Linked DNA regions of Homo sapiens: all the other regions are linked to region 1. Evidence: chromatin contacts called from ENCODE Hi-C or POLR2A ChIA-PET data. All regions are on one chromosome and are shown on one strand. Each heading gives the region's core, a stretch centred on a gene start or an enhancer-like site at or near the end of the contact. The rest is flanking DNA. Distances are from core to core; before and after follow the strand shown.

The links. A loop is a pair of places that touch in the nucleus more often than their neighbours do. ChIA-PET counts read pairs that join two places held with the same protein, here RNA polymerase II (POLR2A). Pooled maps may share reads with other maps.
Region 2: a loop to region 1 is called in a map of naive thymus-derived CD4-positive, alpha-beta T cell, with 11 times the contacts of the local background. The contact joins two enhancer-like sites. A Hi-C loop is called at or near these places in 3 of 168 maps with a recorded cell type or tissue (CD4-positive, alpha-beta memory T cell, MCF 10A and naive thymus-derived CD4-positive, alpha-beta T cell), 13 of 37 single-sample maps with no recorded cell type and 12 of 50 pooled maps. POLR2A ChIA-PET finds 5 or more read pairs at or near these places in 2 of 52 experiments (MCF 10A and activated T-cell).
Region 3: a map with no recorded cell type shows a loop between it and region 1 (5-fold over the local background). The contact joins two enhancer-like sites. A Hi-C loop is called at or near these places in 4 of 37 single-sample maps with no recorded cell type and 3 of 50 pooled maps.

The regions. Positions count from the first base shown.
Region 1 is chr9:31,303,013-31,306,284 of GRCh38, forward strand. No RefSeq gene overlaps it. Among named protein-coding and RNA genes, the nearest start is that of LINC01243, 77 kb to the right of the region's middle. Within about 2 kb of position 1,664, at least 3 of the 41 ENCODE cell types and tissues checked have a DNase peak (open chromatin) inside an H3K27ac peak, as active enhancers do.
Region 2 is chr9:31,540,940-31,544,211 of GRCh38, forward strand. No RefSeq gene overlaps it. Among named protein-coding and RNA genes, the nearest start is that of LINC01243, 160 kb to the left of the region's middle. Within about 2 kb of position 1,657, at least 3 of the 41 ENCODE cell types and tissues checked have a DNase peak (open chromatin) inside an H3K27ac peak, as active enhancers do.
Region 3 is chr9:31,442,547-31,445,818 of GRCh38, forward strand. No RefSeq gene overlaps it. Among named protein-coding and RNA genes, the nearest start is that of LINC01243, 63 kb to the left of the region's middle. RefSeq lists an enhancer at 1,318-1,377. Within about 2 kb of position 1,590, at least 2 of the 41 ENCODE cell types and tissues checked have a DNase peak (open chromatin) inside an H3K27ac peak, as active enhancers do.

The DNA.
Region 1 (3,272 bases), core at 414-2,913:
GTATGCCCTGAATTTAAAATAAAATAATAATTTTTTAAAACTTATGATCTTAACCATTTTAAAGATGCATAGTGTTATTAACTATATGCACATTTTGTGCAACGGATCTCTAGAACTTTTTTATTTTGCAGAACTAAAACTCTGTGCCCACTTTTTTTTTTTTTTTTGCCTTCTCCTTGTCCATGGTAATAACCATTCTACTTTCAGTTTCTCAGAATTTGACTACTTTAGATACTTCGAGAAGGGGAATCCTGTAGTTGTGTTTTTGTGACTAGTTTATTCCTCCTAGCATATTCTACAACACAAAGTTCATGCTGGCTGTAGGACATGATAAGATTTTCTTCATTTTAACCCTGAATAATCATCTGTTGTATGTATATACATTTCCTTTTTCCATCCATCTGCTGATGGACATTAAGGTTTCCTTTACATCTTGACTATTGTGAATCATATTATAATAAACATGAGTGAGTAAATATCTCTTCAATATCCTGTTTTCAACACTTTTGAATATATAACCAGAAGTGGGATTACTGGATATGGTAACTCTATTTTTTGAGGCATCCCCAAAGTGTTTTTTATAAGTGGCTCTACCAATTGGTATTACCACCCAAAATATACAACTGTTCCAGTTACTTCACATCCTCTTAACACTTGCTATTTTCTGTTTACCTGATTGTGGCCACTCTAACAGATGTGAGGTGATACTTGTGGTATTGATTTGCATTTTCCTGATGATTAGTGATGTTGAGCATATTTCCATATTCTTGTCTGTGTGTGATTTCTCTGATTTCTTGACTTTCTAATGCATTTATATATTTACACATCCATAAAACAACCTCAGATATTTGTCCAAATTATTAGCTGCCTCTTCAATTGTGTGTGTGTGTGTGTGTGTGTGTGTGTGTGTGTGTGCGCGCGACCAGACTTTTTTAGGAGCTGAATCTTTCTCTTTGGTGCCCTCTGGTGAATTTTTTTTTTAAGTTAATCTTTAGTTGCCACCACCAAGGCACATGTAGTAACAAATCTACAGAACTAATTGCTTTATTTTCTTAGGCATAACCAAGTATGTAAATTTTTTAGCACTGTCTACGAATCATTTATCTCTCATGTTCAGCTCTGCCGTGAGGTGTGAAATTATGTCTATTTCCACGTCTGTAAGGCAATAGATCATGATGGTTCCTGTTTATCAGCTTCCCTGGATTCCTGTGAAAGAGTTATCACAATGATATATTTTTTTAAAGTTTTGTGTAAACCCTATAGTAATTTACCCATCAAGTAACAGTCTAAGGCAGTAAGTCTTTGTTTCTTTCAAAAACCAGTAATCTCTTGTTGGTCTTTTGAAGACAACTTCACCAGAACAATTTGTTCTAGTAATAACACAATAATTTTCAAATCTGTTTGCCAGGTAGTGGCAGTATTAATATACCACACGTCTTTTTGTGGCCAGGGTTTCTAATTTCTTTCCATTACCTAAAGTTATTTTTTCCCTTTTATTTCCTATTACTTTTTAAAAGTTGTACAGAATAGTTATTAAGACAACTTCTCTTAATTTTCATGGATTATAGCCTTGTAACTGCAGTTACCTCAAAGCACTGTGCTTTGAAACGAAAGTGCACGTGATATTTACTTGGGAATAAGCTCATCTTGAAGCTATAGTCTATGTGACTTAATGGGAAAAGAATCTGCAAAATATGAGGCAACCTTGGAATTACACCCAGAAACTGCCATGTGTTAACTGTGTGACTCAGAGAAAATTAATTTCCTGATTTATAAAATGAGGATATTCCTGTCGTAGCAGTTTACTGTAATTGACTAAGATAACACATCAAATTCTGGATATGTACAGTACTTGACAGTAACAATTATTAGGCTGACTCAGGCTGTCTTTCTGGTTCTGTCTCTTATTACTGTATCCTCAGATCCAAGTCAATCTCTGTGAGGCTGTTTCTTAAGTACAGAAAATAGGGACACTTGGCCATTCAATCCCACTCAGTTGATACATAAATCAAATTACATAAAAATACATGAAATTAGTTTATAAACTTAGATGATCATCATGATAATGATAAAGAAATAATATTTCCAGAATAATTGCCGGTAGGCAATTCTCTGCTGTGTTTATTTGAATGAAGCTGTTATATAGTTATATTATAATTAGCATTAGCAGAATGATTTCAAGTGCAAATTACCACAATTAATATTTATTTTTATATTATTGACAAAGGCCAATATAATAGTAGCTAAGAGTTTACTTAATCAGACAAAAAGAAAAATACTCTGAAGCAAATGTCTCTTTAATCAATTGGCAATTTCGAAGTTAAATTACAGCATAATTAAGAAGCTATATAATAAAAGTGTATAATAAAATTATTGTTAGTAAAGATTAAGTACAAAGTAGATGGAATTTGTAAAATCTCACATTTTTTAGGATAATCTGAATAATGTCATGTACATAAATGTCTCACTTCACCCTGATAGATCCAGAATAAAATGTATTAATATGACTTTCTCACATGCCTCAAGTTAAATGTTTATAAGAACATGCTTTAAAATATGTGGAAACATAAAATTATAAGTCCCTTGTTTCATAATTATTTGTTATAAATTATAATTAAATAGAGGTACAACTGCCAGTAGTTATCAGTTATAAAACTGAAAAAGAATAGCAAATAAATGATCTAATTTCTTTAGGAGACATGTCTTGAGTACAATTTACATCCTCTTAGGCAAAGAACAAAAGAAAAACATACATACACATTAGCCAAGATTTATATGCTGTTTCTTTATGTCAAAAACTTTAAATTTATTTTTATCTAAAGTATTTTTCTGAGGATTAAGAGCTTTCTTGTAATATTGAAAATGTTGTGTTAGGTTAAAACTTGAGAATACAGTAAATTTATTAGGGGGATGCACGTTGCTTAAAATATTAGAAAACTAATTGTCTGATGGTACATATTAAAATAAGTATTGCCTGAAACTTTTGGCCTGGTAATGCAATCTACACTGTTGATAAATTAGACTAACAGTATGTAATGATATTAGTAAGTTTAAGGGTATTTACCAAAGCATTGTGTTTAACAGTAAACATAAAACAAAAAGAACACTATTTGTATATTGACTGTAGGAAAATTATTCATTAACAGAATAAAACACATTTAGATGATGGCACATATTTAAAGTACAGAAAAAGCAAATATATGCACATGATATAATACAGATGTGGATAGATATACACACATAGTATATAAATATTACATATATACATTTTT
Region 2 (3,272 bases), core at 407-2,906, 240 kb after region 1:
CAGGAATTGTACCGAAAGCTGTAGTAATACAGAGAATAACAAAGTAGAATTCTATAAGGCCCTCAAACACTTGTGATAACTTGAATTTGCTGCAAAACTTTCCCATGGCTGGTAAGTAGAATATGTAGCAGGCAGTGAAGCAGGAGAAGTCAGCACAACTCACAAGCACAGATGGAATCTCAATAGTATGAAATATCTTTTCCTTAAACCAAAAAGTAACAGATACTGAATTTGCCCAAGACAAACAAATGTGTCTAGAGATTCCATGGGAAAATACAATAATTGTCTTCATATGAAAATTCACCTAATAATGAATGACAAGCCCATTTAAAAAATTTTTCTTTTTTTTTTTTTTTTTGAGACGGAGTCTCGTTCTGTCGCCCAGGCTGGAGTGCAGTGGCGTGATCTCGGCTCACTGCAACCTCTGCCTCCCAGGTTCAAGCAATTCTCCCTGTCTCAACCTCCCGTGTAGCTGGGATTACAGGCACCTGCCACCACGCCCGGCTAATTTTTGTATTTTTAGTAGAGACAGGGTTTTGCCATATTGGCCAGGCTGGTCTTGAACTCCTGACCTCAGGTGATCCGCCTGCCTCGGCCTCCCAAATTGCTGGGATTACAGCCGTGGGCCACTGCACCCAACTTAAAAAACAAACAAACAAAAAACTTCACCTGGTGTTTAGCTAGTCTTAAAACACAGCTTGAAGAAAAATCAACAAAACTGGACCCTTGCAAAAGAGACAAACTCCTCTTCAGTGCTTATAGGCTGAACCTAGACAAATTCTGAGCTGTTTGGACCTGACAGGCAAGAAGCACTGGGAACTGACTGTTCTCCATGCTTTCCCCAGGATGGCAGAAAGCTTATAATGTGTAAAAGCAAGCCCTGATAAATATAGCTCTCTGTGAGAACGCTGACAAATTCACTCCCTCATTTAATGAAAAGCTGCCAAGTGTGATGATATTTCTAGGAATGGTGCAAATGAGCCACTGTGAGAATGAAAAAAGAAAAGCCCAGGACAGACGCTTTTCTATTTAAAAACAGAAAGCAGCACATTTGTAAGAGCTATTGGACTGATGAGCTTCTTTCAGATATGTACCCTTGTTTTTAGCAAAGAACTGAAAGTATCATTTCAAGAACATCAATCAAATACAATGCTTAAAATTCAAGTGCTTAAGAAACATACAGATCTTCCTTTGCTAAAGTTGAAGAAGCACTATTCATCTTGAGCTATTATGCAGATCACATAGGTGTAACATGGCAACACTATTTTTCATTTAAACCTTGTAAACTTGGCCGAGGAAAAGGAAGCATGCTCATAATCACCGGGGGGAGACAAGCAAGGAATTTTAGAAGCACAATTTAATTCTTGTTACAAACAATCAACTGAAGTAGGAAAGTCTAGATTTAATAGCCCGTGTCATAAACAGACAGCATACCAGTGTTGTCTTTACTAAAATTCTGATTAAAATATCCAAAAAGATTTTTAGCACTCCAATCAACCATTTTGTGATATGGATCATTTAGCAGAGGTTATGTATCAGCTCAGTTCCCATTTAGGTCAATAGATTGCTTTTGTTCTGATAGATTCACGTGCAAGGCTCACCCTACAGGCTAGATGAGAAAGGGCAGCAGCTGTCTTCTGCTTGCTCAATCCTAGCTAAGGCAGATAACTACAGCCTGAAACTCTAGCTGTTTTGCAAGTAGATGTGGTTTGTAACAGGGTTAGTGGCCCAGAGAGGGCCCCACAAATTCTCCAGTGTTATTAGAAAACATTATTGTGAAATGATTCTGTATGACTAATAAGAGTATTTCTATTTACCGAATGTTGAACTCTTTGAAATGAAAGCCTCCACGGAGCTTATCTAAAACCATTATGAGTTTCATAGAGTGATGTAAGAACTTTTGTTTTCCAGAAAATAAACACCATATGAACAAATACAGCAACAAATATCACAACTCTATCCTATATCAAACAAACATATCACATCAGTTCTCTAACTTACTGAAAACAAGAGACCTCACAGGAGCCTACATTCAGAAAGATTTTCTGTGTAGTCTGACAAGAAGTGTTTCCCTAAACGTGATAATCACGTTTAGGGAAAAGTGCTGCTGGATAGCTGAGCTCAAGATTAAATGGATCAGGATCAGACAAAAATTTCAAAATGATTTTTTTCTGTTCTATTTGATATTCTCTCTTAAAATATCAGACTTAAGAACAAATATATTACAAATGTACTATTTTTAAGGGACAGATAGACAAGTGATAATCACGGGTTATCTGTTTGCTTCCAAACATACAGATACACAAAAACACACATAAAGTGAAATAAAGTTCTTACTCCATTTTTACTATTTTTTTCAACAAATATAAGATCAGAGTTACGACTTTTTTCTTCTTTATAAAATAAGACTCCTAGAAATGTTTTTTTATATTTGTACCTTGCTCAAACACAAAATAAATTAGCATTGTGCCTACCTTTTGAAAAAAAATAAGCAAGAGTATAGACATAGAGTATACTTTAAAATCTTAATTATGCTGTCATCATTAAATAAAAATTATTACATAACACCTGAAAAGGCAGTGATAGTAGTTGAGCTTATATTTGGAAAATGAATCAAAAAACAAAAAAAAATTTCTGTGAGAAGAAACATGAGAAACTCAAACATTTATAAATATGTGCAGTTGAATGAGCTGTATGAACTGCTTTAAAGAAAACACTCCTTAACATTGGACAGAATATATTTTAAAAGTAATTTATTTCATGCATTTATTATTTATTTGCTGCACTTTAAAACATACGTTTAAAATGAAAATTTGGCTATGAAGTTTTCTGTTTGTTTGGTTAACTTCTTTTTGGAAATGGGAATCCCCTGTAGAAGACAGAATTTATGTCACATAAGTATTAGCAACCCATTATGTGTTGTAGTATCATGTAGTGCCTATGGTATAATCTGTCCTGAGGAAATCTGTTGGTCAAGATAGCTATGCATAGTTAGAGATGAGGGATCAAATTAGAAAATCAGAGTAGTGCTTCCTTTCTCTTCTTCCTTTTAGGCTGCTATAGCAATAATCAGTCCAGGGTGAGCTCCCACTTATGGAGAAGGCCAAGTCAGCCTTGTGCTCTTATCTGTAAGTTCATCTTGTCAACCACTAAATAGCACAAGAGTGATATGGTGTAGTTTCGAAGGTGGAAGAGAAACTGTATATGTCTATATAGCCCAGTTCAGGAGAAACCTCTGCTTTGGAATTTTATTTCAGGAGAAAATTAAATAT
Region 3 (3,272 bases), core at 340-2,839, 140 kb after region 1:
GGATTTCTGCTAAATGAGTATATTCTAGCTGTTTTTGCCATGCACCACGAAAAATGGGTAACTATGTGACATGATGGATATGTGAATATACTTCACTACAGTAATCATTTTACTATCTGTGCATTTCATAACTACATGCTGAATACTTTGAATACGCACAATAAAATTTATTTAAAAAATAATTTCCAATTTATAGCCTAATATGCTATAATAAAAATAAATACATGTATTCATCAAGGTTTCAGGATAAACAAAATCAATAAAAAAGTAAATTATATTCTATATACTAACAATGAACAGTCTGTAAACAAAATTAAGACAACTCAAATACATTAGCATCAAAAAAGTTGTAAATTATCAAAAGAATTATAAGATCTATAAAGTAAAAGTGTAAAGTGTCGCTGAAAGAGATGAAAAAATACTTAGATAAACAGAGAGAATTTTCATGTTCATAGGTTGTGAGATTCAGTGTAATTAAGATTGCAATTCTTCTCAAATTTGTCTACCATTCAATGTAAACCCTATCAATTATCTAGCAGGCTTTTTTTTTCCTTCAGAAATTGAGAAGCTACTTCGAACATTTATACAAAAAGGTAGAGACCATAGAATAACCAAAATAATATTAAAAAAGAACAAATTTGGATGAGTCACACTTCCCAATTTCAACTTATTATAAAGTTACTATAATCTATAAAGTGTGGGGCTGATACAAAGATAGACATATATTAATAAATCAGTGGAACAGAATTGAGAATCCAGAAATAAACTCTTATATTTATTGTCACTTAACTTTCAAAACAAGTTGAATGTCATTAATTTAATGGGAAAATAATAGTCTTTGCAATAAATAGTGGTGGGACCACTGATATTCACACATAAAAGATAAGTTTAAACTGTCTTAAAAATCATACTCAAAAATAAGATAGATCTGAGATCTAAATGAAAGAGCTAACATTATTAAATAAATAAAGGGAACAAAGCTGTTTCTTAAATACTATATAGAAGTACTATAAAGTACTCTATAGTACTTTATATATAAATATATACATTTATATACAGTACTATATAAAGTACTATATATATATTTTTATATAGTACTATATAAAGTACTATAAAGTACTGTAGAGTACTTTATAGTTAGTACTGTAGAGTACCATATTGAAGGAAGAGAAAGACCCTCTCATATTATTTTATATTGTTTTATACTCAGTACCTGTTTTAAGAAAAAACAACAAGGAAGTAAAACCAAAGACAGGCAGCCCAGAGCCAGGCCTGAAACCAGGCCTGGTCCTGCCTGGCCTAAACCCAGTAGTTAAAAATCAACTCATAACTTAGAAACCGATGTTATTCATAGATTCCAGACATTGTATAGAAGAACACTGTGAAACTCCCTGCCCTGTTCTGTTTCTCTCTGACCACCGGTGCATGCAGCCCCTGTCACGTACCCCCTGCTTGCTCAAATCAATCACTACCCTTTCATGTGAAATCTTTAGTGTTGTGAGCCCTTAAAAGGGACAGTAATTGTACACTCGGGGAGCTGGGATTTTAAGGCAGTAGCTTGCCAATGCTCCCAGCTGAACAAAGCCCTTCCTTCTACAACTCAGTGTCTGAGAGGTTTTGTCTGTGGCTCGTCCTGCTACAATATAGTTAGCACTTTATAGTTAGCACTATAAAGCATTATATAGTTAGTACTTTATGGTCATTTTCATTTCTCTTGGGTAGGTTCCTGTAAGTGGTATTGCTGAGTCATATAGTACTTTATAGTACTAAATACTATAAAGAAAAAGAAAATGTTTCTTAAATACTATAAAGAAGCACCGTCTATAAAAGAAAAATGTGTTATATCAGACTTGGTAAAAACTAAAAACATTTATACTTCAAAGGGCACCTTTAAGAAAATCGAAAGACAAGATACAACCTGGGAGAAAGTACTTCCAAATCCTAATTTTGACAAAGGACTTGTATTCAAAATGTATTCTGATTATTATTATTATTATTATTATTATTATTATTATTATTATTATTTTTAAAGCCATACCTCTACAGTAAGCTTACTTTCTTTTATTATTATTATTATACTTTAAGTTCCAGGGTACATGTGCAGAGCGTGCAGGTTTGTTACATAGGTATACAGGTGCCATGGTGGTTTGCTGCACCCATCAACCCGTCATCTACATTAGGTATTTCTCCTAATGCTATCCCTCCCCTAGTCCCCCAACCCCCAACAGGCCCTGGTGCACGATGTTCCCCTCCCTGTGTCCATGTGTTTGTTCTCATTGTTCAACTCCCACTTATGAGTGAGAACATGCAGTGTTTGGTTTTCTGTTCTAGTGTTACTTTGCTGAGAGTGATGGTTTCCAGCTTCATCCATGTCCCAGCAAAGGACATAAACTCAATAACCAGAAGACAAATGGCCCACTTTAAAAATGGGCTTAAGTTTTCAATAGAAATTTCAGGATGGTCACAGTGGTTCCATGGGTACAATCCCAGCACTTTAGGAGACAGGCAGGAGATTCACTTAAGGCCAGGTATTCCAGACCAGCCTGGGCAACATACTGAGACCCCATTTCTACAAAAAAATTAAAAGTTAGCCAAAAATAGTGCCTCATATCTATAGCCCTAGCTTCTCAGGAAGCTGAGGCAGGATAATTGCTTGAGCCCACAAATTTGATGCTGCAGTGAGCTATGATTGAACCACTGTACTCCAGCCTGGGTGAGAGAACAAGACCTTGTCTCAAAAAACAAACAAATAAAAAAAAACAGACATTTCAACAAAAAGATGTACATCGACCAATTAGCATGGAAAAAGACACTCAGCATCATAATTAGGAGAATGCAGATTAAAACAAAAATGTCATACTACATAACACCCACTAGAATGGTTCTAAAAAAAAAAGACGGACACCAATACATGTACATCCTTATACATTACAGGAGGGAAAGTAAAATGGTATAGTGGCTTTGTAAAATGGTTTTTAAAACTTAAATGTAAATGTAAAGCATGACTCAGCAATACCACTTACAGGAATCTGCCCAAGAGAAATGAAAATACATGCCCACACAAAGACTTCTATGTGATGTTTATAGCAGCCCAATCCATAATACACCAAAACTGAAAACAAACACCTATCAACCAGCAAGTGAAGAGGAAGATATGGTACATCCATACAGTGGAATAACAATTCAATGATAAAAAGAAGCAAAGTACTGATACCTGCCACACAGATGACCCTCAACAAAATTATACTATTAAAAATAATCCAGGCACAAAA